Linked DNA regions of Mus musculus: region 1 is linked to region 2. Evidence: chromatin loops called from intact Hi-C (ENCODE). Cell type or tissue: gastrocnemius. All regions are shown on one strand. Links, peaks and the distances in the headings refer to the core of each region. The heading gives the core; the rest is flanking DNA.

Region 1 (15,889 bases), core at 7,018-12,017, 380 kb after region 2:
CTCTAAGAGTGTTACATCTTAAACTGACCACCCCCCCCATGCTAATAGAAAACCCCACCCATAGAAAACCCACATCAAATTAAGCAACTGATTCCTAAGCCCAACACCCAGCATTTGACATTTCTCCTTAAGCTGTTGAGAAAATCTAGGACGATCCCAAAATCCCATGGCACCAAGGCTAAAATAATTGTCTGTTGCCTGGAAGCTCATTAGCAGACAATAACCCGAGAAGAGTGCCCGGTTCTCTAACGAAAGTGTTCTTGTTCCAGGAAATGCTTTCCCAGCTGGATCCATAGACCCCAGGTATCACAAGTTGCTGTGTATAGCGCATGCTGATAAGACATCTGGGATACAAAAAGCTTGATTTCTTTCTACAGGAGAGATACTGAATAGCTAAGGAAATGGGCCATGCTCATTAAAGGCATTTCAAGAAAATTGTCTCATTGCGTTCTTGCTCATGGGATTGTTCAACATGAATACTGGCCCAAATCTCCGTCTTTTTACAGCTGCTTCACTTCCCAACCCCAGTGTAGGTTAAGTCCCTCCATAAAGGACCCCTGAGGTGTCCACTTTGTTTTTGGTGACAAGGTTCCGCTCACTGAGAGCCACTCCAACTCCTCCATCTTTTGGAGTTCTTGACCAATAAGATGGTTGACATTCGAGCTAAAATAACCATTGAATAGCCAGACACACAGGAACGATTCTTACCCTCCAAGACTCAGACACTGAATTAGCTGCCCACAGATGAAGTCCTCCTGGTCTCTGGCCTGGAAGCCATCACTTCATCACCACGTTGTGCCTAGATGGTCCGGAGCGGGTGCACCACTCTCACTGCGCATGTGCCTCTCTCTCCAGAGCTCCGTCCCTCCTGCACCTGAGCATGCCAGAGCTCGTGGCCAGTGCCATGTACTGCACTGAGCTACAATCAGGGCTATGAAGCAAGAGCTTCACCAGTCATTCATACTCCACGTCTATTTCCAGCTCACACTCATCTCCTTTGAAACTCAGTGTAGCTTGCTAAGAAGGACTTCTTCCGTTAACCAGATCGGCCCAATCCATCTGCCTGGTTCTTCTTCCATTCTGGTGTTCTCTGTTGCCAAAGGGTCCGTGTGCGACTTTATGGAATATGCTAGAGAATAAAATGGCTGCGGCTGCACAGATTGATAGGATCAAGAACTAAGACTTCCACACTGGCCATGGTGGCGCACATCTTAATCCCAACACTCAGCAGGCAGAGGCAGGTAAATCTCTGTGTGAGTTTGAGGACAGCCTGGTCTACATAGGGAGTTTCAGGACAGCCAGAGCTATATAGAATGACCATGATCATGTCTCAAAGAAAAGAAACCTTAGACTTCCACGTTACCATTGCTTTTCTGTATCCAAGCTCATTGTATGAAATTCTCAAAGAATCACTTTTTAAAAAATAAATTTTAAAATATTACCGCTTCAAAACATTCTTTTTCAGAAAGAGAAAGCTGCCAGTTCTTTCATTCTTTCCTTCAAGAATGTCCTGACGTCGGGAGCGAGTGCGTTATAAACAGCGACATCAACGTGACTGTTTGGTTTTGACCTTGGATTGTCTGTATGTCACTTAGAGTCGCTTTCCAGCAGTTACACCACAGTATCCAGGCATGGACACCCCAGTGGCTCCTGGTGGCTCCACAAAGAAGTGAAGGTTTTCAGTTTTGTGAGTAACTTGTGAACTAAGATTTGTCGAGACTTTATTAAATGTCTACTTGAGAAGAAAAGAGAAAGAAAAAACTGTCCTGAAACTCCATGCAGCTGGATCATAGGTCGATCACTCTGCCTCCGTTGCAGCACCAAGGCAAACCCCTTGCTGGCGATGCTCTTCCATTCACCAAAACCTGCTTCAAGGCCTGAGATCAGCTCCGTGGTAGACCAGCTGCCTCACAGGAGCTAGGCTCTAGAACACTAGGAAAGTATAAACCTATTCCAAAATCCCCATCACTGTACCTATCAACCCCTGGCCTGCAATATCAGAAACCTCTCCCTGTTGGAACCTTTAGCCACAGCCACAAACCCTGACGACCCACACTGATCTGAAGATGGTGCAACCCTTCACTATAATCAATGCTATTCAGCTTTGACTTATCAGCAAGTATCTGTAGTAGTCTTTTCTCGGGGTCAGCAGTCTATGTACTATCTTTTTTTCACATCCCAAATGCTGCCCCTACTCCTGGTCCCCCCCCCTTTACAGAATTCCTCCCTTCTCCCTCACTTTCTCCTCTGAGAGGATGGATATTCCCCTGGGTATCCTCCCACCACCCTGGTGCATCAATTCTCTTCAGAAACAGGCGCATTCTCTCCCCCTAAGGCTAAAGCAGCCCTGTTGGGGAAGGGATTCCACAATCGAGCTACAGCTATAGGGACAGCCCCTGTTCTAGTTTTTGGGGGATCCACATGGAGACTGCGCTACATATCTGCTACATATGTGCTGGGGCCTGGGTCCAGCCTATGTATGCGTTTTGCTTGGTAGGTCAGTCTCTGAGAGCTCCCAGGGGTCCAAGGTAGTTGCCTCTGTTGGTCTTCCTGTATGTACTATCTTTTATTAAACTGAATGCTGCCCAAGCTTTCCTGCTTCAGGATGGGAGAGCCTCCGTCCTGTGTGAGCGGTATGTCAGTGGTGGTATATGGAAGGGCCGCCAGACAATGAGTTGACCGATACTATTTTTCTCAGTCACACAGCTCAGCCATTGTGGCAACTCTGAGGTATATACAGCGGTTGTGTGGGTTTTTTTTAGTAGAACTTTCTGCCCCCAAGAAAAGAGGGGACTTGTCTTGCCTAACATTCATGTCTTAACTTACCAACCAGGATGCCAATTACCCATGAACATGACTCTTTCTGCCTAGTAGAATATCAATTCCCAGGGAGGTCTTGGGAACTTAAAACTTTACTCAGTCTCTACTCAAAAAGGAAGTTTTACTCCAAATGGCTTCTTATATTGGTGCAGGTGTCTCTCTTATGTTGGGGTCCATCCCAGGGTCAGCTTATAAAAGCAAAAACCATAAAAGCTTATATACAGATGCAGGAAGTGCTGCCAGTTAGCTGGCTTAGGTTCAGGCTTATTGTAGCTAACTATTCAAAGCAGTTCCAACTGACCTCTTTTGTGATTGGTGTACAAGAACACCAAAGTATAGGACATAACAGACGATGCATTCAACTTGGGTATGAGAAAGTTTCCCAGTAACAGCACATGAAAGTTTCCACGTAACAGTAATAACAACATAAAATGGCTGACTAGACCAGCAGCAGTTACCCAGGCCTATGTTGTGGGTTTGGCTTAAAGCTTGCATTATGTTATTTGGGTTCCCAAGTTGCATGAGAATCCCGCATGTACATCCTTGCCCCCTGTTGGGTTTGATTGGTAAATAAAGTTGCCAGTAGCCAGTGACTGGGCAGGGAAACAGAGGCGGACTTTAGGATTCTTGGGCAAGGGAACAGAGAGAAGGAGGTAGAATCGCCATACAGGAAAAGAGTAAGATGCAGGCTTGAGAGCCGCCAAAGACATTGTACCAATCATGTAAGAGCTACAGAAGAGTGGCCCCAGAGGACCCCCTCATTGGGTCTTGGGTAGCAAGGATTAAATATAGATTTTAGAAAGTAATAATTTAGGAGTATCGATCGGAGGGGAGGCATTAGCAATGTGGATGTTTGGGAGTGGCCTAAACATTGACCTAATTAAGGCATATTAAATATAAGGCTGTGTGTGTGTGTGTGTGTGTGAGAGAGAGAGAGAGAGAGAGAGAGAGAGAGAGAGAGAGAGAGAGTTTCACTCAGAACATTGGGATGGGTAGCAAGGAACTCCACCACTGCTGCCACTGGGGAGATTAGAGTAGATGAATCCAACACAGCAGCAGACCTTAACAGAGACACTATATCAGGGATTAGTTACAACACAGTTAGAGCCAAGACCTTCCTGAGGCCAGAAAAGCACTGCAAATGGGAGACAGGGAGCCTCAAGTGTGAAGAGCCAGGCAGTCCCTGTTCTCTACTAACGCCCTTGGTGTGCAGCATACTCTTTACAGAAGACGGAGGACAGAAGGGACCAAAATCAACTCAACAAGGAAACAAGGAAACAAAACGACTTAAGAACACATGAAGGTCACAGGCAGATGCGTCTCCAAAGATGTATAAATGCCCAACATCAAAGCTACAGTCAGATACCAGTTCACACCCAATACAGTAGCTATAAATTAAAAAAACAGAAAATAGTGAGTGCTGGCAAGGACTGGAAACAAATGAGCCCTGTGTGCCACTGTGAGTGTGAAATAGGCACGGCCCTGCAGAAAACGGGTTCACAAGCAATAAAATAAAACTGTCACCTGATCCAACCGTTCCACTTCTGAATAGACACCCAGAAGAGCTGAAGGTCTCCAAGAGACCTGAATGCTTGTGTTCACAGTAGCATTATTCTAATAGCTGAAAGGCAGAAGCGTCCCAAACACCTGCAGACGCATGAATGCATAGACAACTGTGTGCTTGTTTGGCTTTATAACAGAAGGAAACTCAGGCACATACCACCAAAAAAAAAAAAAAAAAAAAAAAAATGAGAATTGTATATACTAAGGAAAGCACTCCAAGAACCAAAAGACAAAACCTGCGTGATCCCACTAATATGAGGCAGCTAGAATAGTCAGTATCGTGAGGATCGAGAGTGGAATGGTGGTTTCCCAGGGTTCACAGAGAGGTATTGCTTAGTAAGTGTCAGTTTTACAAAATAAAAAGAACTCAGGTTGGAGAGGATGGTTCCGCGGGGAAGAGCACTGACTGCTCTTCTGGAGGACCTGCCTTAGATTCCTCGCACTCACGGGCTGGCACGCCTACCTGCAACTCCAGTTACAGGGGAGCTATTGCCCTCTTCTGGCTTTCGTGGGCTTTGCCTCTACATGGTACACAAACATTCATGCAGCTAAAACACCCATAAACATAAACTAAAAGTAGGTCTAAACAGAAGACAAAAATGGTAAAATCACTATGGAGATGGGTGGTGGTGGTGGCAGTTGCTAATGGCAGTGACATGGTCTAAAGGCAGATGGGAAAAGACAGCTTTAGTCCATGAACATGGTGATGAGTGTCTCAACAAGGAAGGTATTGTGAGACAGTCTTTCAGTGTGCACAAATGGGCATCCGCGTATGAATATCAGCTGTGATGTTTACTGCTATTAACACTCTTCAATATGAAAGAAGGAGGTAGAATTCCAATAAGCCAATAATGACCCAACCCACAACAAGGAAACAAGTCTGAAGACTTAGCTGAGGTCGGAGGGTTGTTTGTGGCTGTCAGTTGTAACATTGTTTCCCTCTTCTCATTAGCATCAGCCTTCAGAGTCAACCACAACAGACAGACGGGAAATATTTTATAAGAGGCCACAGAGAGACATAAAAGTGTGCTGGGAGCAGTTGAGAGGTGGCGTCTCTTCCATAAGTAATGGTAAGTATATATTTAATGATCATTAAATTTTCATCTGAAATGCATTTCGCATGTTACTGATTTCTCCGAACTTCATTTATTTTCCACTCTTCACTTTTTAGACACACTCATCACACCACAAAAGACACATTGTCCCACATTTGGCTAAAATCATAACAGACGATGCACAGTCTGGATTTAGGGGAGTGACTCCAAACCCATAAGCCGGGCACACATTTAAAATTATTGGAATCCCAGACCCCTTTACAAGGCTCCCGGTGTCTACAGAGGATAAAGTCGGGGGGGGGGGGGGGGCTGTGAGGTGGATCTTCATTTGCATTTGGATGGAAATAAAAGTAAAAGCATTGAGCCATAGGGACACAGAACTGGGGAGATAATTTTCCAGTCTGGTACATTTAAAGTCCATTATGCTGAAACATTTATGTCTCCTGCTTTGCAAACATAAGAAGTCATATATATGCTAAACTCATAACATTATTAATTCATCAGACACTTACAGCCCCCTATCTCCAGGAATCACAAGGAGTCTTTAAACAACAAATGACTTTGAAAGTAATCTCAGCATATAGTGCTGAGGTCAGCAGAACGGATTCTCATTAAAGGACAGAAACATGACGTCACTCGAGAAGACAGCTCAGCATAGAAACCCTGATGAGAGTCTGCCATCCCATGGAAGTTCCGGTTAGTTTGGGGAAGTACAAAGGTGAAGGGGCTGCCCACCTGTCGTAGGGCTTCATCCAGTGAAGGAGAGTGTTTCAAAAGGTCACACTGAGACTATTATAAAAACTAATCAGGACCTTCAAAATACCGTAGCATCGATTAAAGCCATGAAGTTGGGGAAGGGCAAAGCATCAGCTGGTACAGGAAGAAGTACTTGGAAGATTTTCTACCCACGTCTGAAGTCTCCCTTGATTGCTTATAGCCTGGGATGACTTAGTTTCATCTATGAGCTTGATTGAGATTTGGGGGAGAGTTGGTTCAAAAGTAAGGAACAAGAAAACCAAAACTGAGAAGTTAACAGTAAAATCAATCCTGGACTGGTACGAAAGATTAATTTGGTGGTGGTGGTGGTGGTGGTGTTTTATCAAAGTGGCCACAATAGTTCCCATAGTGTGTGATTTTGTATTAACCACAACTTACCTTACCTACTGTCCATCCAAGGGTAGCACCCATGTTCCTCCTTCCCCATTGGATCTGGGTGAGCTACTTCCAAAGCTGGGGATAAGAAGCAAGAAGCCTTTTCCTGTTTGACATCCAGCTCACTGTTTAGTCCTTGTCCACGTCTTGGGACAGGTTTAGGACAGCAAAGTTTATAAGGCAGGGTTCCTCTTGACACCCATGTGGTTGCTGGCTCGCACACGGGACCAAACAACCATGGACAGCTCCTCTAAAACCAGGAGCCCAAATCAATCTTTTCTCCTTTCTACTGGGTCTTTGGTGACAGCATGAAAAGCTAAGACCTCATGCAATCATACTGCTGCCATCCCTCCAGGAAAGCTCTCTCCAAGCAAGAGGCCCTAAAGCCAACAAAGGAGTGTCATCCAGAGTGTATGAAGAAAAAATTTGGGGGCCTAGAAAAATGAGAAACTTTTCAGAAAAGAGAGAGCTCTGATCATAATAAAACTAAAACAAAATACTCACTCTCAGGTAATGTGAAAATTAAAACAACTGAATAAAACCTTACATAATTCAAAATTGGAAAAAATTAAGAGCCATGTTACGTCATGGACCCAAAATTAGTTACTACTGGGGTTGTGACCAGGTGCAATCAATTTAGGAAACATTGTAACAACAGGTATAGGGGTTAAGGGGCACACACTGAAGGCCGGCTTCTACCCTGAAGTCTCCAGCCTGTGGACACTCACAGGCATTCGCAGCAGACAGCGCAAGGATATTCGCTTCCAGCAGCCATTTGTAACAGAAAACAAGTGGAGCTCAACTCTTTCCAGATGGGTAAAGATAAATATGCTAAGGTTTATCCACAGAACGGAAAGCTTCCTAAAGAAGAATTCTAAAATAATTAAAATTGTGAGGAACAAACACCCTGTCCCACTCCTAACAATTAGCAAAGGAGACTCCAAGTAGTAAGAGCAACCTTGCAAGGTCAGGTGCCATCCACGGTGATCAGTCACATGAATGTGGTGAGCTCAGGAGGGGACAACCTTTCACGTCATCTGCCACTTATATGTATGTGGGTGTATTTTGGCTCTTTATGACCTGTTTAGTTTAAATCTGTTTAAGAGTGTTAAAACACTGCACAGGACATGGGACAAGTTGGGCTGCTGAGATTTTTTTTTTACTATGATTAAATATTAGCTTATTAGGTGAGGGCAGCTAGAGTCCTTAGCAAGGAACAATGTTTTATGCTCAATGTATTTGGACCTAGGCTGACTTAAGCCATTCTTATTTTGAAAATTGACACTCATTTTTTATTTTTTATTTTTTTACAAAATGATAGTTATATTGAGGTCTATAAACATGTATGCTATTTTAAAGTATCCGTTGAAGGAGCTGGAGACATGGCTTAGTACTTAGAAGGTCCTCACATAGAGGACCAGAGTTTGGCTGCCAGCATCTGTATCCAGTATCTCACAACCACCTGTAACTCCAGCTCCAGAGAATATGATGCCCTCTTCTGGCATCCATGGGCATCTCCCTACATCTACAACCCACACATGACAACTTCACATATATGCACCATTGAATTGATTTTTTAAAAAATTAAAGAGGAGGAAGAGAGGAGGAGAGAACTGGAAATGACCAAAGATTTTTGTCATCCTTCCAAAATAATGAGTTCTCCTTTCATAGCTTCATTGATGTTGGACATACACAAACACACAGAAACACACACACACACACACACACACACACACACACACACAAGCTTGCCTACTTTCTGGGCCAGAAGCAAAGGACTTCCTTGTCAGCCTAGGCAGCTCATAGCCCATATTCTCATTAGTTCTCCTGCCTTCAAAATCCCATAAGGGTGTTGCAGAGCGTACCAGGTAAATGCTATATCCGCAGTGGGTTTATGTCACAGCTGAGGGGCCTCTTAATCACGCACGCATGTGCATGGGTGCACTCGTGTATAGTGTGTGTGTGTGTGTGTGTGTGTGTGTGTGTGTGTGTATGCGCGCCCGTGTGTGTCAACGTTCAGCATAAAGCCCAGCACCCTTTTGGAAGGCCAGGCCTTACTGGATAAGCTCCAGTGCTGTAACTTGCATGACTCAGCAAATCTAAATTTTGATCCGTTATGCGACATCTCATCCTTTGTGGGTCATGCTGTAAGCCTGGGGTTTTACAGCTTGACAAAAAGACATTCTTAAGGACACAGGTAAATGTTCCTAGGGCTCAGGGTGCAAACAAGGGTTTGGGGGTGCTTCCAATAAAACTGAGATAAACATACAGGGTTGACTGCAATACAACAGCTGCAGTGGCTGAGTCTGTCTCCTTCCAAAAACAAGTGTGTTGAGCAATAGCCCCACCTACAGACGGCTTCTGGAACTGCAGCAGTAAGAACATGGCTTCTGGTAGCTTTCTACTCCTTTTCCTCTCCTCTACTTTTCTGGTTTGTTTTCTTTTGGTTTTCCAGACAGGGTTTCTCTGTGTAGCCCTGACTCCTAGAACTCGCTCTGTAAACCAGGCTGGCCTCGAACTCACAGAAATCCTCCTGCCTCTGCCTCCTGTGTGCTGGGACTAAAGGTGTGCTCCACCACCTCTAGAAAGACAAGTATTATCTTGTTCACCACCACCCTGGAGGCTGGCTCACCAAACAGTGACCTCACGTGGCACTGGCCTCCCCATCCAAAGTCTCATCAGGACAAATGCAAAGCTTTTCTCCCACTTAAACCCTTTAAAGTTCTTAAAGCGCTCTGAATGTTTTGCCGGCAATACAGTTTTTGCTAAGTGACAAGAGTACATTTTTATAATCTATCCCAAGATCAATCACCTCTTTTCTACTTATAATTAATATTTGCAAGCTTCACTAAGCAGGCTCTGAGATCACATTTCCATTAATAATCTAAATTATAAAGAATTCAAATCCCATAGTCTACGGTTCCAGGAAATTCAGTTTTTTACCAGAACCTGCCCCAAAGGGATTCTAGGAGACAGTTTTTTCCTGCCATGTAAGTCCTTCCTGGAACCAGCCATCTGCCACCAGGTCCCTTATATCTGCAACCCCTGAGGCTCTGCTCAGACGGCCATCTCTCTGCTTCCTCTAACAAGTGTATTCCCAGGAGCCGGCCCTTTGCTTTATTAGAGTATCCCTAGAGACCCGAGTTGACATGGTGAGAAGCTAAGGGAAGTACCTCCAGAGTCATGTGACCGCCCCTGCTTGGGTCCCCTCCCAATACAGCAATGACACCGAGTTGTGTGCAGGGATGTGTAACTGTCATCAGAGACCTGAGTCTAGCTTCCTAGTAGCTGTATGGCTTCAGGAAGCCCAGCTTTCTGAATCTCCCTCCTCATCTGTACAATGGAGAGTGAGCTGGCAGCTTCTAGGCCACAAAAGAACTTACACACCAATATTCAAAAAGCGGCATCAGACCAGATGCTCACTAACCAAGTAAACGATAGTATGAACACAGTGCAAGTTTATAGGACCGAATATCGTCTGCACAGAAAGGAACAGGCATGCTGCAGTGCCCTGCATCAATGAACTGGGATGCTGGTGTGTCCTGCATCAGGGGATGCTGGTGTGTCCTATATCAATGAACATGCATGTTGGTGTGTCCAGCATCAATGAACCTCTAAGGTTATACACTGAGTAAAAGAAGCTACCCAGGAAAGTCACCAAAGTCACATGAATTCGTGTCCATGAAGCATCCAGGATGGGGAAGTCTATAGAGGAAGTACACTCATAGCTGCCTGGGGCTGGGAGTTGTAGAGAAACCGGAAGGGAGCAGGGATGACAACCAATACAAGTAAGTTATCTTTATAGGCTGATGAAGATGGCTTATAATTAAATGGTGCTTGTTCAACTCTGTAAATATGCTTTAAAAACCTATAAACTGAAGCCAGCAAGAGGGCTGGGTAAGTGAAGGTGCTTGGTGGCAAGTCTACTGATCCCCACCACCACATACATACATACATACATACATACATACATATAAATAAACATAATTTAAAAATTAAATATCACTAACTTAAACGCTTTAAATTCGTAACGTTTCTGCTTTGCAAATTAGAAATTAATAGAGCCATTTAAAATGCTAAGTACCTTTCAAACGTATTTAGTTTGATAATGCATGCAAAGTACTTAACACAGTAGTGTCACAGAGTAAGTGCTCGATAAACATTAGCAATTCAACTCAGTAGTCCAACGTCAAGACATTTCAGAGAGTCGTTCTTCCTCCCCCCACCCCCTGAAACAATGGTACCTCAATCTCTGGGCTCAACAACTAAAACCTAATCTTGTAAGCCTTATTTAAATCCTACTCCTCCAATGGTGAATCCTTGTGGATCCGCCATGATACCGGGAAACTCTAGCAGCTACATCTTACCCCTCTGCTGTCCCATTCCAAAATGGACCAGAGAGTCAGTCTTAAATAGCATAAAATACAAGCAAGCACTGTGTAGGCTGGGCTGCAGCAAGTGTGTTGTGTGAGCCGGCTAGTTTTTGTCAACATGACACAAACTAAAATCACTTCGGAAAGATCATCTCACCCACCAGACCAGCTCATGTCTGTGGGAACATTTTCTTGATTAATGACTGGTGTGGGCAGGTCCAGCCTACTGTGGAGTTCAGAGACTCGTATGAGCCCAACGTGGACTCATGCAGCCACTGGGATATTGGCTGCACCAGTAACTGAAAGAGGTGATTCTCAGAGCTTCACCTCTTCCGGCATGGGCTAAAAACGGCTAGTTATGATTCTTGGATGGAGTGTCCAGGGCCTCAGCAGTAACTCACGAGAGGAAGGAGGAATTCCACGGTTTTCTAGGAACCTGAACAGGTGAGTGTTGACGGTCCCAGTAGCCAAAAGTTTAAATTAGAACAATGATATGACCTTCTTTCTGCTTACTTCATTCCCTTATGTTGCTGTGATAAACACCATGACTCTAAGAAACCTGGGAGAGAAAAGGCTTTGCTTCATCTTATAACACCTAGATAATAGTCCATCACTGAAGAAAGTCAGGGCAGGAACTCAAAGCAGGAGTGTGAAAGCAGGACTGGAAGCAGAAACCATGTGGGGGTCCTGTCTTCTCGCCTGTTCTCTATGGCTTGCTCTGCCTGCTTTCTCATACAACCCAGGACCACCTAGTCAGGAGTGACCTAAAGGGAATAAATTCCCAAAAGTAGTCCCCTGGCCACACATATGGCATGGCATATGCCCCTCAACACTCATAAGTAAATAATATGTGTAATAAAAATTTTAAACATCAGTAACTTAAACACTTTAAACAGGTAAGTTTTGTAGCTTGTAAACTAGAAGTTGATAAGGTTATTCATGTACTAGTGGAAAGTTACTGACTAGCCCTCCGTGGCTTCCTCAGCCTGTTTTCTTGTGCATCTCAAGATCACCTGCCCAGGGTGGTACCTCCCTCAGTGGGCCAGGCCCTCCCACAATCATCAACTGAGAAAATGACCCGACAGAACTGCCTACAGGTCACTCTTCTAGAGACAATTCATCAAAAGGGGTTCCCTCTCTCAAGGTGACACACCATGTATTTTGTAAAAGAGATTTTACTGAGACTTCTTGTCAATAGCTCAGGCCATGGAAACAAATCCCTCTCCACAACTCCCTCCGAGTTCAAGCGGTGCCCATGGAATGATGGGAAGGAAATTCGTAGTCTCCATAGCAACTGGATCCAACATGGGGTGCAGGGTTATGTGGACCACAGGTTCACAGGGAGAGAAAAGTTGGTAAGGTCTCACCAGCCCAAATAAAAGCCAGAAAAGGAGTAACAGGGCTTTGGGCTAGCGTAGAGACGAGAATGGAACAGACTAGGGAAGAGTCGGATCTACTCTGTAGCTAGAAGAATTGTGTGATTCTTTCTACCCAGGTGGGATTTCGTCTCCTCAAATTTTACACAACAGGACTGAAAACTTGATGTGGTGCAGGTTTTGTTTTATCTGGGTAAAAACACGTGAGTAAGAAAATGGGATGCAGGCTCCAAAGTGCACCTAACATATCAGATACCATCTTATTAAACCCATTTCAAGAAATAGTATTATTGTTCTTCCCAAGCACAAATTAGCCCTTGAGTGTTCAGAGAAAAGCTCCGAAAGACAGTGGCTCTGGCTGGCTAGCTGACTGCAAGGAGATCCTACATGCAGAAGGATTAACTGCACATATGAATTTCCTCAGCTTCCGAGCCGAGCGTCCCACCACGCTGGTGAAACCTCCAGCTCAGCTGCTATACACAGTAGGGCTCTGTGAAGGATGGGAGCCACCAGGGCAAAATGAATGAAACAAGAATGAAGGTGATTGGTCTCTTGCCCTTTGGAGTCTCTGGACTGTACATTTTGTTCGCTCTAGGCTGGGAGGTCTGGGAAAGATGAAGATGGGCTTTCATATTTTAATACATGTAGACAACGCCTCCTTTGGCACATAGAAATGGTTAACAGCAACTGGGGACAAGGCCTTCACTCAAAGCTCTGTCAGAAGAAGCTATGGCCACTTCTTAAAACTTATTAAACTACCACCTGGCAGAGATGCTAATGTTTTAAGACCTTAATGTTGTCTAATGATGTCACAGAGTCGCTGGGGACCTGGGTACAATACAGCCATGGGAACACGACAATGGAGCAGCCTTTCAAATAATAGTCACTCGAGGATAGCCTGCCTTAGTCATTCCCACCAATTAGTGGCCCAGAGCTCTAGCCTGGCAAGCCCAACTGGAGCAATAAATATGGCCTCCCAGGACACCACACAGCTGAGGTGTTATTGTTTCCAGAGATCTGAGGTGACTTTTAAAAGAACCTCAATTAGTCACATGTTATGTGGAGTCCCAGCAATGCCGCAGTTGGCACCCACAGGTTTAGCGTGGAGAGAGCTCAGCTGATGGGGTAGTGGTGGAACCGCTGGGCCTCTGCTGGGAGCTTTGGGCTACCTCACTGGCAACCTGATGACTGCTCAGTCAGTGTAGGCTGATGGCGATGTGTGAAACACTCAGATCTGGAAAGCGAGCTTCTACAGTGATGAGCGCAGCCAGCGGTGGGTAAGAGCAGGAGAGATGAATGAGGGGGGTGGTGCCTGTGCCCGCTGACTCCAGCAATGACCTCGGTTGGGGTAGGAGTTGAAATTTATGAACTAAGGCCCGGAATATCCCCCATTCTTCTTCTCTGTTTGAAATAAACAGTCTTCAACTACTTTCCAGGATTTTAGAAGTACAGATACCTGAATCTCAGCCCAGAGATTGTATTCCCACAGATACAGGACATACTCAGGAATCTATATTCCTATACGTGTCCCAGGGATCCCAGCACAGCAAACACAGAGAGCCATGTTTGGACATAACGGCTCAAGCTCGCTCGTTTCCATGTATCATAGCAATCACAGAACTGGCTGTGCCTCAGATGAGGAGACCGAGGAACCAGCATGCCCCTGGCTTCCACAATGACTTGTTTCTGTGTCACAGGCTAGTGTCAGACTTCTCCCTCCCAGTCAGCTCCGCACAGTCCTTTTGGCAAACACACACATCACACCAACTCAACTCAGCAAATGTTTATTGGGCACCTACGGTAATCAAGGCACAGTACCAGGGGCTATGGGCACGATGAGGAGGGCTAGCTCTCACCCTCATGAGGCTCACAGTCTATGAGGGAGACAGATACACTCGCAGAAATATAAGGCAGAATGAGGCGAGCTCTATGCCTGAGGTAAAAATAGAGGGAAAGCAGGGGACAGAGATAAGCCAAACATCACCTCAGGTGATTGACAGCAGAGTGGCCTTTCAACCAGTCCTGGCCAAGCAGGTACAATTCACACAGGTGGGACAGGAGAGGGGATGCTTCAAGCACAGGAAGCAAGTGTTCAGAGTAAGGAGAGCTGTCTGCCTCGAGCGGAGGGTGCTGAAAGGTTAACAGGAGCCTCGAGCGGAGGGTGCTGAAAGGTTAACAGGAGCCTTGAGCGGAGGGTGCTGAAAGGTTAACAGGAGTCAACGCCAGAGGCATGGAGCAACGCCAAATGGTAGAGGCTGTCTTTAGAATATGGGGTCATCGAACTTCATTCTGTAGGCAATGGGAGCCACTAATGATGACCTAGTGAGGGCTCAGCCTCATTTCCTGACTTCCCAGCACACTTCTGTGAGCAACACGTTAGTACTAGCTTGCTGTTGTTAACTTTATGGCCTCTCATCTTCTCTAGGTCTCAACGCAGAAGCCAGCTCGGGTCTTAGGGCCACACACTCTTTCCAAGTCTGTACAAAGCTAAAAAGCAGCAACCTCCATAGGCAAAATTTGAGCTCTCCTCAAAACCATGCACCGACTCCAGAAAAAAGGAAGTGAGGCTTCCCAGAACGGCTTGAGAGTAAGGAGCAGGGCACTTAGACCAAGCTGACTTTGCAACCTAAGCGTGGCCAAGATAAATCAACTCAGAGAAAGCAGGAGAGCCACAGGAAATGGTGAGAGACACAAGTAGTAACATCAGAGTCACCTAGACTAAACCGTTTTTTCTGGGAGGCTTTTGGGCATCACCATGCACCGCTCCAGGCCTCTGGCTCAAGAGACCCTGATGCTCAACTCTCTGGAATCATCAGATTAGGTTGCTATGGACACAAATACAGACAGTTCTCTACTGGCAGCAGCTCCTAGGATCCTGCCTAACTATCCAATGAAGAGGAAGAATGGCGCCCAGCTCCACCTGGGCCACCCCAGCCTGGGAGGGGGTGTGAGGCCACGGCTGTCCAGGTGGACACAGCAATGCTGGTTAGTGAAGGTTCACCCAAGACCTCCACACCAGCTGAAGTGGTCGCTTGGGTGGGGAGCAAAGAGGAAGGTGAAGTGACAGCAGGGTTCCCAAGGAGAATTGTTCCTGAGGTGCTGGCGTGCACCTCTGAGCCTGATGCCACGGGGCCCCCACCTCCATTGCTAATGGTCCACAGGCACGGATAGGGGCTGCAGAAATGGAGAGATGGGAATCAGAAGTGATACTTTAGCAATGAAACACTACCAAGCACACATACATTGCCGAGAGGGCCAGCAATATTCCCGGGAGGACTTCTGGCAATGACTGTGTCTCTATTTCTACAGAAAGCCAAGGATCCCAGTGAAATATAGATGTAGTGAATAAGAAAGAAAAAAGGGGGGGCTAGATTCTGGTGCTGGCCCTGCTAGTAATAAAAGCTACTCAATTTCAAACAGTGTTTCATCTCTGAGACTCCCTCCCAGCTGTCTACAATAGTTAAAACTGTGAATGGAAGGGACTTGGACTGTATGAGTTGTGACATGGTCCCTCCCTGGCCAAGGCAGGGAATGTGTGACAGACCAGCAG
Region 2 (15,889 bases), core at 6,914-11,913:
GACGATTTTCTATAACTGACAGAGCAGGTGGAGAGGGAAGTAGTAGGTAAGGAAGACTTGAACATTTATCAACTGACTCGATCTGATTAGCATTTATACAACGCTCCACCTACATCAAACGTTTATCCAAATGATCATCTTCAAGGCAAAACTATATTCTGAATGAATCGAAGGGTATTTAACATTATATTTTATAAAGCATGCATTATGACTATAGATAAGTTAAAACACTAGAAGTTGAGGATAAGGTATTTCAAAAGCTAGTGACCTCAGGTCTCAATGTAAGAAACTAGGAAAAATAAGATGATGAAGGGAAAGAAAGTGTGCAAAAGGAATGGGGTGAGAAGAGAAATTCACTGAAATAAAGGAAAACAGTGGAGAAAAATAGTAAGTGGAAAAACTGACCTTTCTTGAAGATAATAAAATTGCCTATGACTGATTAGGAGAGAAAGAAACCAATCCTCACTGGAAGGAGAGGAGTTGTGTAGCTTCAGCATCGATAGACATTAAAATGGTAAATAAGGGAAATTTGTCAGCTATTAAGTCAACAAGTTTGACAACTTGGATGAAATGGGATCAATTCTAGAAAACACACAGACCACCAAAGCTTACTCAAGAAATAACACGTAAATGGAATTGCTGTGTATCCATTATGAAAATTAAATTTGCGGCTCTAAATATTTTGTAAAGAAAACTTTTAAACTACACATCTTCACCACATCCATATACAGGTAGTGCCAACTCTATACAGATTCTGTCAAAGAAGCAAAGAGGAGGAAATGCATCCCAACTCAATGATGAGGCCAGCAAGATTCTGAATCTAAAACAGAGAAAGAGAAAAACAGTCATAAGGACATCACGGATATATACTGCTCATAACTAAACTGTTTAAAAATATTGGCTTTTCCAATATTTATGTGTATGTGTGCATATGAGTATAGGTGCCCAGCAAAGCCAGAAGAGGATATTGGATCTTTAGTAGCTGGAGTTATAGGCAGCTGTGAACGACCTAATGTGTGTGGCTGCTGGGAACTGAACTCAGGTCCTCTGCAAGAGCAGCAGGTGTTACTAACCCCGGAGTTATCCCTCCAGCCTCATAAATGTAGGCAAACTCTTCAATTAATCTTGGAGAAAATGACATTTTTATATGAAAAGAGAATACTTTATGAATAAATGTACTTCATCATGAAATGTAACATTGGTTTAACATCTAAATAATCAACCGATGCAATCTGCTATGCAGAAAAATATGAACAAAAATTCAAAGCCCATTGCTTGTTAAAACTCAGCACTATAGTAAGAGAAAATTCTGGTAAGAGACATCTAGAAAAATTCTACAATGAGTAAAATAACACTGAAAAACACTAGGAAAAGTACTGAGGAATAGGTACTGTAACCAGGTTGTTTACATTATACTGAAAGTCCCAACCGATGGAAGGAAGGAAGGAAGGAAGGAAGGAAGGAAGGAAGGAAGGAAGGAAGGAAGGAAGGAAGGATGGGAGGGAGGGAAGGAGGGAGGGAGAGAGGGAGAGAGGGAAGGAGAGAGAGAGATAAAGAAAGAAAGAAAGAAAGGAAAGAAGGAAGGAAGGAAGAGAGAAAAAGAGAGAGAATGAAAGAAAGAAAGAAAGAAAGAAAGAAAGAAAAGACAGACAGACAGACAGACAGACAGACAGACAGACATTTACTCTTGCCAATAATATGCTACTCTTTGTAGAAGTTCAGCAGAATCTTATCAGTAGCTCTGATAATTGAACATAACAGGTTTGCGGGATGCAAAGGTGATACACAAAATCAATTATATTTATACACATTAACCACAAGCAATTGTATATCATAAATTGGCATTTATAGTAGCAAAAATATAAACAATGCAGAGTAATAAAGAAGACAAGAGAGGTCTAATCCCTGCAAACTGGAAACTATACAAACATTCCTAACAGAACTCAAAGAAGATCTAGTAAGATAAGCTATTTTAATGGATTCGGGAATTGTCATGGCTTGGGTATTTGCATCCCTGAAAAGGCTTTGTGTGGCTTGATTGTAAGTTTCTGGATTTCTGGGGTGTGACTGGATTGTAGGAGCTCTAGCTTCATCAGTGGATACATTAGTTGGTTCATAATTTGATGCATTGTTGGAAGATGGTAGAAACCAGGGAAGTAGGTCACTACGGGCATGTCTCTGAAGGGCACATCTTGTTCCTGCCTCTTTCTCTCAACCTCTCTGCCTTATGTCCTCCACAAGTTCATGGCTCTGATTTGCCATGAACTCCCTACCTTATTCTTCCCCACTCTTACACAGGACCAGTGAGATAAGTAGTGATGGATTGAAGACCCTGAAACTAATCCGGAGGAAAGCCTTCCTAAACTGGTACAGGTGTTTTTGTCATCATGATGAAAAATGGCCAACTCCGAGGATTCATTCTTAGATGCCCACTTCCCTACCCACATGTGAGCACACCTAAATAAAAACATGGAGACAGTGTCAGACAGACAATGATGCACCGGGCCTCCCTTATGTAGTCGGTAATTATATATAGTACCCTAGGCACGTAGGACAAAGCTTAGCAGTTTCTTTCAAAACTAAACCCATACTTACAGCTCAGGAAATACAGTCCTTCTCATTCATTCCAGAAACAGGAGAACTTACATATGAAGAAAAATCCATGTGTACAATTGTTGGCCGGTTTATATGTGATAACCCAAATATTGGAGCAATCAAATACCTTTTTGTAGGTGAACAGATGGATGATGAATGTGGCATATTCAAACTGTAGAAGGGTGATCCCAATGGAATATATATATATATATATATACCCTCAAATTTCAGTTTTGGGGTTGTGCATTCTGTGGGTTTGGATAAATATCTATTGACAGCATCTCTAAAATCTTCTATGTTCTATCAATGACTCCTCTTTTCCCTAGGTCCTAGCAACCACTGAACTTTTTACTCTCTATATGTTCACCTTTCCCCAGAATGTTATGATAGTTCGGAATATGTTACATTTTTGATTACCTTCTGTCATGCTTATGTGAAATGTTTATGAAGTTCTGACTTTTTGTGGCATGAAGATTCTTTTTGTTTGGGGCTAGATTATATTCTACCATCTGGGTGTATTGAACTTATTATCCCTTCACCTATGGGACACCAGGTTTCTTCTCAGTCTTGTCATTTCTGAATAATGCTACTTTATCTGTATTCAGGTTTTATATGGCCACACATATTGAACTTACTTAAGTGAGGTCTAAGGAGTGTGATTGTTCTTATAGAGACTTATAAAGTGACTGTACCACTTTATACTTCCACAAGCAATGAACTTGAATCCTGTTGTGTCTCCTCATCATTTGGTGTGGCCAGTTGTTGTTGTTTTTAATCCTAAACACTTTAATTGGTATGAGGTAGTAACTCATTGTAGTTTTAGATCGTGTTTCTATGTCAACATATAGAGAGAGACGATGAGTCAATGAACAGTTTTCAGAGGGAAGGGATGACTGAGGATGGTGGACAGGATGCGTATAAAAGCAGTTGCGTTAGAGGCATTTTTGGAATGATGAACAGTTTGTACTATGTTTGTGGGGATGGTTAGGCAATTCTACATGTGTTGCAAAGATATAAAACTGCACACACAGCGAGGAGATGTTGACACATGCCTTTAATCCCAGCACTTGCAAGGCAAAGGCAAGTAGATCTCTGTGAGTTCAAGGCCACCTTGGTCTACAGAGTGAGATCCAGGAGTTCCAGAGCTAAAACAGAGAAACCTTGTTTTAAAAAAATAAAACAAACAAAACAAACAAACAAAACAAACAAACAAACAAACAAACACAAAACACCAAACAGAAAAACTCAAAAAACAAACACACACACACACATGATGCATGGTTTTATTGGTTCATAATGTGTTAACTCTATTATGAAAATGTTGGGGTAAATAAGTTGAAGGCTCTGTGAATCTATATCACTTTTGCAACTTCCCCTAAATCTATAGTTATTTCAAATAAAAAGGTTTTAAAATGTCAATTGCCCCCCAAATGATGAAGAGATTCCAGAGAGTATTATACAAGGCCCAGAAGGTGTTTTTACAGGAACTAGAATGCTGACTTAGAACTTTAGGTCAAATTCAAAAGAACTAAAGTCATCAATGAGCCCATGCAGAAGATGGAAGAAGTTGGAACATTTAAGCTATCTCACTTACCGTAAATCTACAGTAATACCAAGATGTAGACTGTTGATAAACAGATCAATAAAACGATTCAGAATAAAGCTCACATGTGTATGGTCAGTTTGCTTTTTAGATAAAAATGAAGAGATAATTCAGTGGAGGGAAGAGAGCAGCCATTCCACCAACTGTGCTGCACAATCAGCCACGTACAAGGAAATGAAGTAGAATTGTATCTCAGGAGGACACATGCTTAACAAGAGCAAGGCTTTGCTTCTTACACACACACACACACACACACACACACACACACACACACACACACGCATGCACACCATGTAAACATCCCACACACAGTATGCATGTGCACATTAGTACATGAAACACTTTGCAATCTTTGCAAACTTTCTAGTTTGGGGTTTAGCACCTCTACTGTGCTAATTAATTAATTCATCTAAGAAACTTTGACAAAATGATCACTCTTCTTAACTATTTAATTTTTATTCCTTGACAATTTCACACACATATACAGGGAATTTTGATGTTTTCACCCCCATTTCTTTCTCTCATTCCCCTTCTGTGTTAATTTGAATAAAGTGTTGCACACAAGTCTCAGGGATTTAAATTCTTCATCCCCAGCTAGTGGCTGTTTGGGGAAGATTAGGAGATATGGTATTGCTGGAGGAAGTATGTGACCAGGGGAGAACTAACAGTTTCAAAAGACTCTAGTTCATCAGCTTTCTTTGCTGTCTGTTTATGGATCAGGCTGTGAGCTCTCGGCTTCTGCTCCAGGGCCATACCTGCTTGCCTGCTGCTATGATGTCTGCAATGATGGTCATGGACTCTGAACTGGCTAGAACTGTCAGCCCCAAATACGTCTTTTCTTCTCTAAGTTGTCTTGGTCATGTTGTTTTATCACAGCGATAGCAAAGTACCTAATATATACACTCCTGCTGCTGAAACATTTATTTTATTCCCAAGAAGTCGGCATCCTAAATCTATGCCATTGAGTGTGAGAGCCACTGAGTTTAACTAGGATTGCTTCCAGGAGCCCAAGGTTATTTCCTGGAGCATGAACAGCTTATCTGTGGCTACACTACTGAAGAAAATGATAGTCACCAGCCTTCATTAACTGTCGGTAGTCCCCCGAGGGAGGGAGGGGCCTCATAAGCCCCTCCCTTATCCATGATGGATGGTTCACCAGGCCAATCTTATTCAGATCTTGTGGAGGAAAACACATCTGCCCTGAGTTCATGAAGGCAAAGGCCATGTCAAGTCCAGAAGGCACCTACTGCAGTGCACCCTTCCCATCCTCTGGCTCTGATGGACAGATAATACCGCACTTAAGGCTGAGCATGCCCCTGTCAATCATTTGTAGTGTTCTGACCCGTTATGAGTCTGTATATTAAAATGTTTACCCTTTAATATAAAGTTGCCATAGAGTTGGAGATCAGAAAGACCTCATTTGCAATTCTGGCTTTGCCACAGGCTGACAGTCTTCAGGTAGGCTGCTTAACTCCTTGAAGAGCTCTGACAACCTGTACATGCATTTGTGATACATTTGCTTGTCTAAAGCTGATAGTTGAGTGACATCATATTTTTTGTGTGTGCCACTCTCTTGCCAGGAACACATTAGAGTCAATCAGCATCCAATTGTTACACTTCTGCCTGCCTTGGCTCTAAGAGCAGCATCTGCCTTCACAGTCTGCCTTCCTTCTTCCATGGGGGTTGGTTGGTTTCAGAATGGGATGAGTCAGCATAGTTCCGCACCTCACACAGAGAACTCACTCATTTTCCTTAAACCCCTCAATCCTTTCCAAGCCCATGAGCATCCCTTGGCAGCTCCACACACCACACGCCCATCTGAGAACACTCACCAGGTAAAAGCGAGGCACTTCGGCTCACTCTGAACTTTTCAATACACTGTCAGGGACTAACTCCATGGTGAATACCTCTGAATGCATTGATTTCTTTAGAGCAATTTGATCCCCACAATCCAGAGCTGACTTCCCTGAGGCCAATCAATACATCAATGGAAATATAAATAAATCAAAATAAAACTCTACACCTCTAGAACTCATGTGGACATCATAATATGACTACTATCTAAGACACTCTTTTTAGTCTCACTTCTTTTGTGTGTAGGTTTTCTCCAAAATCAGTAGTCTGTGAGGACAAGAATACTTCTGAAACATATAAATGGCTTAAAACCATCCACAGTTTTTATTTGATGCATTGGTTTTGATGACATAAACAATGTCACACACAGTCATGCTTCTTTTTATTAGATATTTTCTTTATTTACATTTCAAATGCTATCCTGAAAGTCCCATATACCCTCCCCCAGCCCTGCTCCCCAACCCACCCACTCCTGCTTTCTGGCCCTGGCATTCCCCTGTACTGGGGCATATAATCTTTGCAAGACCAAGGGCCTCTCCTCCCATTGATGGCTGACTAGGCCATCCTCTGCTACATATGCAACTAGAGACACAGTTCTGGGAGGTACTGGTTAGTTCATATTGTTGTTCCTCCTATAGTGTTGCAGACCCCTTTAGCTCCTTGGGTAATTTCTCTAGCTCCTTCATTAGGGGCCCTGTGTGCCATACAATAGATGACTGTGAGCATCCACTTCTGTATTTGCCAGGCACTGGCATAGCCTCACAAAAGATAGCTATATCAGGGTCCTGTCAGCAAAATCTTGCTGGCATATGCAATAGTGTCTGGGTTTGGTGGTTGTTTATGGGATGGATCCCCTTACTCATCTCTCACCACCTCAGACACCTCAGAGTTCTTAGCTCAGGTATTTTCTCTTTCTCAGGGATTCCTTTCCTTCTTTTGACTCGACTCATCTGGAAGGTGGAGCCACAGTTGAAGCTACATGTCCTCCATGAAACTTAGAGTTCATGGTATCTGTTTACATTCTCAGCTTCCCATGGCCTTCAGCTGTGGGGCTGGGATTTTAGAAATCCATATTAATCTCTAGCTGTGGGAAGTTGAACAAGGTATTTGCTCTTCTCATCCTATATCATCTGTAACTTCAAAATGAAGACACTAGCAGGACACTCAGGACCATTGTGAGGACTGAACGAGGCAATGCACATGGAAGTTCTTTGCAAATTGAGCCAGGGTAAACAAATAAAATGGTTACTTATGCCTCAAATAGCCCTCATCCCAGATTGCCTTTCTTGTGTGTGGATATGGCTCCTGATTCCTTTTGAGAAATGCTGTGAAGGTCGAGCTGTTTTATCCATCTTTACAACCCCTAACATGCTTTACACATGCAGGCATACATTAGGACATGGAACGGAGAGTATTTAGTATGGGGTGGAGCCGATCTTCTCTTCATTCAGCGAAGCAAATTATCCATCGCTGCATCATTTCTCTATTTAGCCAGCAATCAATACACACATTTGCCCTTACAATGTTTTACTAGAAGATTGCTTTCATGGGGAAGAGGGTGAGTTAGGCCCCCCCCCCCCCGCCACTGTACCCCAATGGGTACCACATGTTCAAAGCCTGCAGAGCAAGTCACCAGCACAATTCATCAAATGATTATAGGAATTCAGGAAACAGCAAGTCCTCATTAAACCAAAATAACAATCCGCAGCAGATGCATGCTCTATTTTCAAACTATGCCCTTGTGTTCTATTACCCCAGAGTTGTGGAGTCAAAGCTTGTAACAGAGTAACTGAGCTGGAAGCCAAAATAGGATGATTGTGCAGCTCTTGTGGAGAAGTCTAAATCGGAATTGCAGATGTTTATAGCCAAAGTCAAGAACATCTTCCATCTGAGGAGGGAACACAGAACTCAACTATTGCTAATGTCATAACTTTAAAAAAGAAGAATAGTGTTGAGATTTTTACTGTGAACCCTTTTATGTAACCACTTCCATTTTTAACTAGTCCTCCTGGTAGACCTGGGCTTCTTCCCTCTTTGTATTCCCAACAGTCCAGTCTCTGCACATCTCTGATTAGCACATTGCACACTGTCTGGGAACAAGATCTACTTACACTTCAATCCAGTTAGACTTAGTTTCTTTCTTTCTTTCTTTCTTTCTTTCTTTCTTTCTTTCTTTCTTTCTTTCTTTCTTTCTTTCTTTCCTTCTTTCTTTCTTTCTTTCTCTTCCTCTCTCTCCTTCCTTCCTTTCATTCTTTCTTTCTCCTTTATATGTATATATGTACATATGTGTGCATATGTGTGCACACACATGTGTATATGTATGCAGAAACCAGAGTCAGACACTGGGTGTCTTCTTCTGTTACTTCTCCGTATTTTTTTTCCAATTCAGGGTCTTACTATATCACTATGGCCTGGAAATCTCTGTACAGACCAGGCTGACCTTGAATTTATAGAGATCTGCTTGCTTCCAGCTCCAGAGTGCTGGGATTAAAGATGAATTGCACTGTTCCCAAGCCAGTTAAACATTCTTAAGAGAGCATAGAGACTGAATTAGTTAAGTGGTGCTAAGTTTGGGCATTGTCCTTGTAGAAAGAAAGGTTGATGTACCACTAGATGTGATTCTTCACTTCTGAAGAGAGTTATGAGTGTAAGTAGACATTTATGAGCCCTTACCATATAGAAGAGCCGGGGCTATGGGAGAGGGGAGAGGTAAAGGGGGTGGGAGATAAAGGCTTAGATTTACCATTTATTTACTTGGCAAAGAACTTTGGGCAAGGCTTTTGATCATTCTGAGTGCCAAGTTTTTTTTTTTTAATTAAAAAATTTATCTGACAAATGATTTGAAGAATGCATGTTATAAGCCAGCTGTTGTGCAAGATGTTAGGGAAACAGTGATAAATGGGATGTGGGCTTTCTTTGAAAATAAGTATTACTTACAGCACGACAGAGATAAATGAATGCTACTTAAGGTGGGGCCAAGATAGAAATGGTTCCATTTTGAAAAACAGCCACTCTAGTCCTGGAAGATCAGGACAGATTTCTGACACAATGGCATTCAAGAGGAGCACATGACGATTCATCATGCCAAGACTAGGAAGGAAGAGGAAGTGAATCAGGCAGAGGGACAAGAAGCACAAACTCCCAGACAGCAAGAGGCAGGGATACATTTAAGGACCTGTAAGCATTTTAGTATGAGCTGTGAGAGTATGCAAGAAGGAGAGACAAGTAGGCGGGTCTAAACGATGAAACATCTTGGTGGTTGGTCATAGAAGGCTGGCTTCCATTCTCAATAGAATCTGAAAAGCCATGAAGGTGTTTTTAACTAGGGAAACTAATCAGTGAGATGATATTTTAGAGATGTAATTATTTTTGCAGGGCAGAAACTGCATTAGAAATAGGAAGGCAAGTTAGGAAGCCGTCAAGAGTCTAGATGCAGAACAAAGACACTATGAGTCAAGACAGTGGTTTCAGAAATAAAAGCAAACCAAAATGTTGGATTCTAGAGACAAGGAGGTGAGGGTGCCAATTACTGTTTGTCACATACTCATTAAACATTGTATACATGTACTAAAATGTCACACTACCCCATAAACATGTACAATGACCATGAGCTGATTAAAAGAGGTTAGATATCACTGTAAGTAAGTAATTAAGTAAGTAATTAACAAACTGAATTTCAATAGAGTGTTGGCAATTGGCTGCTGGCTTAGCAATGAGAAATGTATTTAACGCAACCATCATTGTGACTCGTTTTTTACACTTGATGCGCCCGCGTGTGTGTGTGTTTTCAGACAGCATCAACTAGAGCATTTGCAGTTTTAACCATGCAAACCACAAACACAGACCTCAGCTTCTACCCGTGCTTCCTTTCCCTCTGTAGAAAGAGAGGGTGCTTGTCCTAGAAATGTCAGTTTCTTTCATCGGGCCCTTCAAAACCATTGCCTCAAGAAATTACCACTGTTAACACTACCAGTCCTACATCTCTCTTCCCTTTTCCACAGGATGGGCATCCTCAGGAAGCAAGCACAGAACATCTTGTACACATAAAACATGTTATTGTGTGCTTAGGGATCTATATACCTGTCAGTTAATATTAATAGTTAACAGGAAAGGAAAAAAAATCTATATTTAAGTGTGTTGGAGACACAGAAGAATTATATAATCATGGGAATAAGTTGGGAAAGACTTATGGGGTGAGGGTACCTGTGAAAATAAGCAATCTATGTTGGCTGTTTGTAGGTCTTTTGTTGGTATTTTAAATAAAGTGTTAGAAAGTCTAATTTCATGGAATATAACACCAGTGGCATGTGGTATACTTTGCAAGTAAATCCTTTTATTTTCATATTTCTTGCTCATAGAAAAGGTTATTTTTTTTTTTACTTTGATATGACTGTTCCGGCATGGGAGGAGTTATTACTATAGCAACCACTGCATTTAGCACATGTCCAGCTGGAACACAGAAAAGGTTTCTACCTCTTTAAATAGTAGTGACATGATTCAAGGATGGGAGGCTTCAAAGCACGGTGGATATAGAAGAGAAAGAGATGAAGGAAAAGGAGAAGGGTGGAGGCAGAGATGCATTCAGAAAGATGTGGATAAAAAAACAATCTTTTCAATGACAAATGAACAGACCAATAAAACTTTGCACACATGGGCAGGGTGGGGGGACTTGGAAACATGGAAATGAGTCAGATTTGATGTTCCACATCTACTCAAAGATGCATATTTCACAGGAGTACCCTTCATACCTGCTGGATGCTATGGAAACTCTCCCTGTGTATATGTGACTGCACAAGGCAGACATCAAGTCACACAAGTGACACAGGGACTTAAGAAGGGGTCAGGAAAGCAGAGTGGCCCTACCCATATGGTTTCATTCCAAGTTAGTGTTACATACTCAAGGAGTTCTGGGGACCAAAGGGATAGGTTTGTCACCACCTGGTAAATGAAAAGCCACTAAAATACCAGTTTACATAGGAAATCTACTACTATATACACAGCAGGCTGAGGAATCTTGGAGAAAGGACACTCCCGGTGATGGAAGCCTGTCTTCTCAGAGCAAATCTGCACCTGTTTTCCTCTGAGCACATCTGTTCCCTGACCTGTGCTTTGTTTTCTCTTTATTAAAGTGGGGATGCAGGGGCAGGAGCCAGGGCTGCATCAGTTAGAAGGCTGAAATGGGAACCTGTGAGCACTGAACAAGTTACAATTTCCAACTAGCTTAACAATAAAAAAATTTATTGGACCGTGAAATGGAAAATTTCAGACAGACTGGTGGCTCGTGCCTGTAGCTTCAGTATTTAGAAGGCAGAGCAGAGAGAAGCACTGTAGGGAGGAGAGTGACTACATGGAGACTGGTTGTTGTTGTTATCATTTTGGTTTCCAGACACAAGGCAGTTGCAAATGTGAACACACAGCAGTGTGACAGCATGCCTAAGGTCTGTGCAAGATCATGTCAGATAAAATTCCAGTATGGTGGATGGAGGTGGGGTTCTATGGGAGGGTTGTCAGGAGTCTCACCCCTAACGAAGGCGCTATTAGCAGTTGAAAGTGGGGGAGAGAATCAGTTTTCTTTAAGGAGGAGGCCACCAAGAGGCTATTCCTGTATTAGTAGTAGATGGATGGTCCTGTGTCTTAGAACACACAGGCAAGCGCTAAGTGTACTTTGAGTTTAAAAATGACAAAATTGGGAGGGAGTAATGTTAGGGGGATAAGAGAATGATTAGAAGGGAGGGAATAGGGTGGACTTGATCAAAACATGCACACACACACATACACATTCACACATAGACACATTCACACACACATTCACAGCACTCGCAGAGACACAAAGGCGTGAGCATGCACACACACACTCATTCACACACACATACTCTCACACACACACATAGACACACACACACACTCACCAGTATACACAGTTCTCAAACAATAAAATATAATTTAGACAAAAGCAACTTTAATGTTAGAAAATTCTAGTAGGAGCGGTGCCTGGAAAGACAGCTCAAGGGTTGAAGACTCTCTTCCATCATGCTGAGGAAATCATTTCATTCCGTCTCTGATGAGGGACTAAAGGATGGAATCAGGGAAGATATGTGATCAGATCTATGTTTCCCTCAGGTAATCAACCTGGAAGAAAAGATGAGGGTTCTAGGTGATAATGTTTTGTGTTGCTAGATAAGATAGTAGTACTAAACCTACGGAAGCTATTGGAAGGAGGAGGAGCATATTGGGAGAAAAGGCAGTTACCCCAGGACACCCAGAGATGTAAATGTTTTTGGGAGACACAGGTCTTTGCTTCCCATTGTACTCAGGAAGGGGTGTGGCCTTCAAACATTGCTTGTGTAATTGTCCCCCCTTTTAAACTTACATGTAGTATTAAACTGGAGGATTTAGAAGCGGTCTTATGATATTCAGAAGAAACATGTTTGTTGTTTATACCTTGGCTACCCCTTTAATGTCTGAATTTATTCTCTAAAGTGTTCTTTAGGTAAATCGTTGAGCCAAGTTTCCCCCTGTCAGAAAATGACATTTCTCCCAGGAAGTGATGTTCACTGAATCACCCAAAGTCTTCTTAATTTATCAGAGATTCTCCATCGTGGCTCAACAAGCCAACCAGGCACTCTTCAGTCCCTTGTTGGGGAGTGGTCTGCACATGGAGGAGGTGATGTCAGTCTGCCCTGGTAGCCCTATGAGCTAATGTTTCTTGGAAAATGGTCATATTTCCATGCTGCCATTATTCCGAGTTCCTCAAACTTCTTGGGTGAATTCTATCTAGATTTAATTTGTGCTTTGTTTAAAGCATAAATTAACTTGGAGCTCCAACTTGGAACACATATCATTTGTGGATGGACCGTGACAGCTGTAGAATGTGTTCCTTCTGGAACACAGGAGACTGGAGATAGGACTTGAGTCTTGACCCCTGTGCATAAATTTCTGGATCAACTGCTGGCCAAGCCATTGCCCAAAAATAGAATCATTAAATAGCCATCATAGGAGACAACTAAAGCAATCAGACTGGAATGGATATGCTGTCTCTTTTTGAGTATTTAGATGACTGAATTGGATCTTATACTATGTAGACACTTCTCCTTTAAAAGCTTAAATGATATCTGAAATCTACCTACTTAAAGGGCTCTTCTTATTTATCATACTTGATATGTAACTAAGTTAGTATTGACATTCAGGTTAAGTTTATAAAGATGTGTGGGAGGTCACATATGAGTATCCCATCTGCTCACCCCATCATTCCTTTTATTAATTTAGACATATATCCCAATTTGTTTTGGGCCACCTACTGTTTCCATGCTACTCATGAAGACAATTATAAAACACAACTCTCACCTCAAAGAAACTAAGATTCGACTTATTCTTGGGCCAAATATGAGTCACCATGGCCTGGAAATAGGAATTTAGGTTTCTTCTCCAAATACGTTCAACGGTTGAAACAATTTCATGAACTTTTTATAGCTACAGAACAAAAGAAAGTCATAAGTCAAGGTTTCTTTAGTTTGCTTTCTTTTCAAAATCCTTCAATGACAACATCAGGTGGGCAGGTTTAGCACAGCAAAGACATCTCTGCTGTAGGTTCGAGATGTTGTGTGGTATTGGTGGAAACTAGTGAGATATGAACACCCCAAAGGTCTCATGTGATGTCAGAAAGATGTTAGGTCAAATACACAGGTGGGCAATAAATGGCTATTAAGGAGCTAATGAGAGCCTGAAGTAATTTAATTATTGGCTTTCAAAATCTCAACAATCTATTATCATACAGTTCCAATCACTCAACCAGAACTACAGAGTCTAACATAAGTATGACTCTATCCCCTGGGGAATATTTAGTTCTTAGCACTATACAATCAAATAAACATGACTTTTCTCTCTTAAGAAACTTTGAGGAACTAAAAAGTCTTAATATGTAGCATGAAGTATTATGTTCAAGTTGCTAAGAATGTGAAGATAGCTGAGGAATAGATAAAAGACAGAGACTAAAAAAGAATCCAAAAGTGACAATTTCCATGTTCTTCATTAATATATAAGCTTTGGGACCCTAAGGATGGGATGAAAGTCACTATTGATTAAATTTTACAGGGTTGATATAGTTTTATGTTTTGTTTTGTTTGGAAGGGTTTTTTTTGTTTTTTGTTTCTTGTTTTTGTTTTGCTTTGTTGTTGAAACATGGAGAGAACGGTAGAAAAACAACCAGGAATTCTAGGTCATATGGAAAAATGAGTAAATGTTTGCCTTAATCTTGTGTCTTTTTTTTTCTTCTGTTGCACACACTGGCAAACTTGCCACATCTGCTTCTTTCACCCTGCCCGAGTTATTTCCCTGCTGTCCACCAGGAGGCCTGGGCATGGCCTAGCTCAGAGGAACCTTTCCTCACCAAGGGGATAGTAGAAAGATCCAGAAGTGCATGAGTAAGGCCTTTTATAAGCACCTAGTGTTCTGTGGCTGTTTGGATTAGTGTGTTTGCATTGGTATGTGTGTATTTATCTCTTACTGTAGCTATTATGAAATAAATATAATAAATTATTATGTGACTTCTCTCCTTTCAGCTATCAAATATGAAAAGAGAGACAACCTTCTCCTTTGTAGGACAGAATGGTGGTGATTTTGTTTAAGAACAAGATTCATGATTAACTTCAAGCCTTATTCAAACTCTTCCCACTGTTGTGAGGAGAAAAATCCATTCATCTACTGTGGTCTCGATCACTAGGTTCTCATCTTCATTTAAAGGACTCTGCATCTAATTTCAGTCACCATCAAGATAATAACTGTAACCAGGAGTGAAGGAACACCCTATAGAGAGTTTACCTCACAATTCACCTGAACTAAAGTGATGACAAATTGCTTTAATGACTCCCTCAGAGATGCTTAGCAGACTCAACCATCCACTGGTTGCTTCCCTTTGTAGTGTCCCTCATCCTCCCTTGACGTAACCCACATGTTTAAAAGAGTCATGATCAGAGATCCAGGCAAAGCTATATATGTACAAATATCTGTTCAAAGAAATAACAGTGATATTTATTCTGAATTCTATTTATAAATGTAAAATTCACCTTGGATGAGCATTTGCAAAGAACGTTTATAATTTCGTCAATACTAAATTATTTTAATCCCCAAGATGATTCTCAAGAAGACAAAGATACAGCAAAACTCAGAAGGAAAATTTGCTTAGATCCAGGACTTACATTAGGTCACATTAAGGGTGGTGGTAGGAAGGTCAAAGAGATTCATTTGAAATCCCAACTTTATCTCTTTAAAAATTATAGACTGATAAACAGAGTGACAGAGATGGGGGGGGGGCGACAAAATCTTGGTATGCTTCCCAGGTTAATCCCCCTGCCTCATCTTCCCAGGTGCTATTATTTAGGGTATATACCACTGTATAAAATTATTTTTAACTGAAACATATTTGTACGTCAATAGAGTACAGTATAAGCTGAAGTATGTAATGATCAAATATTAGCATTTCTGTGTTGCTAAAAAGTTACTATTTCCCTGTTTTGTGAGTCATTGGTTCCTTCTTTTTTAGTTATTTGGAAATATACATAAAATTGCTGTGGCAGTAGGTATGCTACCATGCTATAGAGCACTCAGGCCATCTCCTTCCTTGGCACTCCACTGTTGTGCCTGTTGTTTTGCCTCCCCATTCCTCAATCTCTCTGCAGTATCAAGTGACAATTGTTCTCTCTACTTCTATGAGATTCAATTTTTTTGTTTGTTTGTTCTTATTTTTGTTTCTACAAAAGTGTATCTACACTTTGTTTCTACAAGTGAGCTTCTGCAGAATTTGTCCTCTATGACCAGGTTCCTTCACTAATCACACTATCC

Evidence for each region. Hi-C counts contacts between places; a loop is a spot of excess contacts. Peaks named below come from ENCODE experiments on the same cell type or tissue, not always from the same donor. Only the 100,000 strongest peaks of a DNase experiment are listed, where the experiment ranks them.
Region 1: a loop joins it to region 2, with 5 times the contacts of the local background. A loop is called at or near these places in 9 of 42 quality-filtered maps.

The regions. Positions count from the first base shown.
Region 1 is chr1:165,123,745-165,139,633 of GRCm38, forward strand. It overlaps Tbx19 (T-box 19), which reads right to left. Exons shown (of 8, transcript NM_032005.4): 8 at 14,109-15,513. The coding sequence ends at 15,219. Among named protein-coding and RNA genes, the nearest start is that of Tbx19, 29 kb to the right of the region's middle. In gastrocnemius, for the core only: a CTCF peak has its summit at 8,945; a DNase peak (open chromatin) is centred at 8,941; H3K4me3 peaks cover 186 bases.
Region 2 is chr1:164,748,078-164,763,966 of GRCm38, forward strand. No RefSeq gene overlaps it. Among named protein-coding and RNA genes, the nearest start is that of Dpt, 41 kb to the right of the region's middle. In gastrocnemius, for the core only: no CTCF peak of the experiment used is centred there; no DNase peak of the experiment used is centred there; H3K27ac peaks cover 1,566 bases.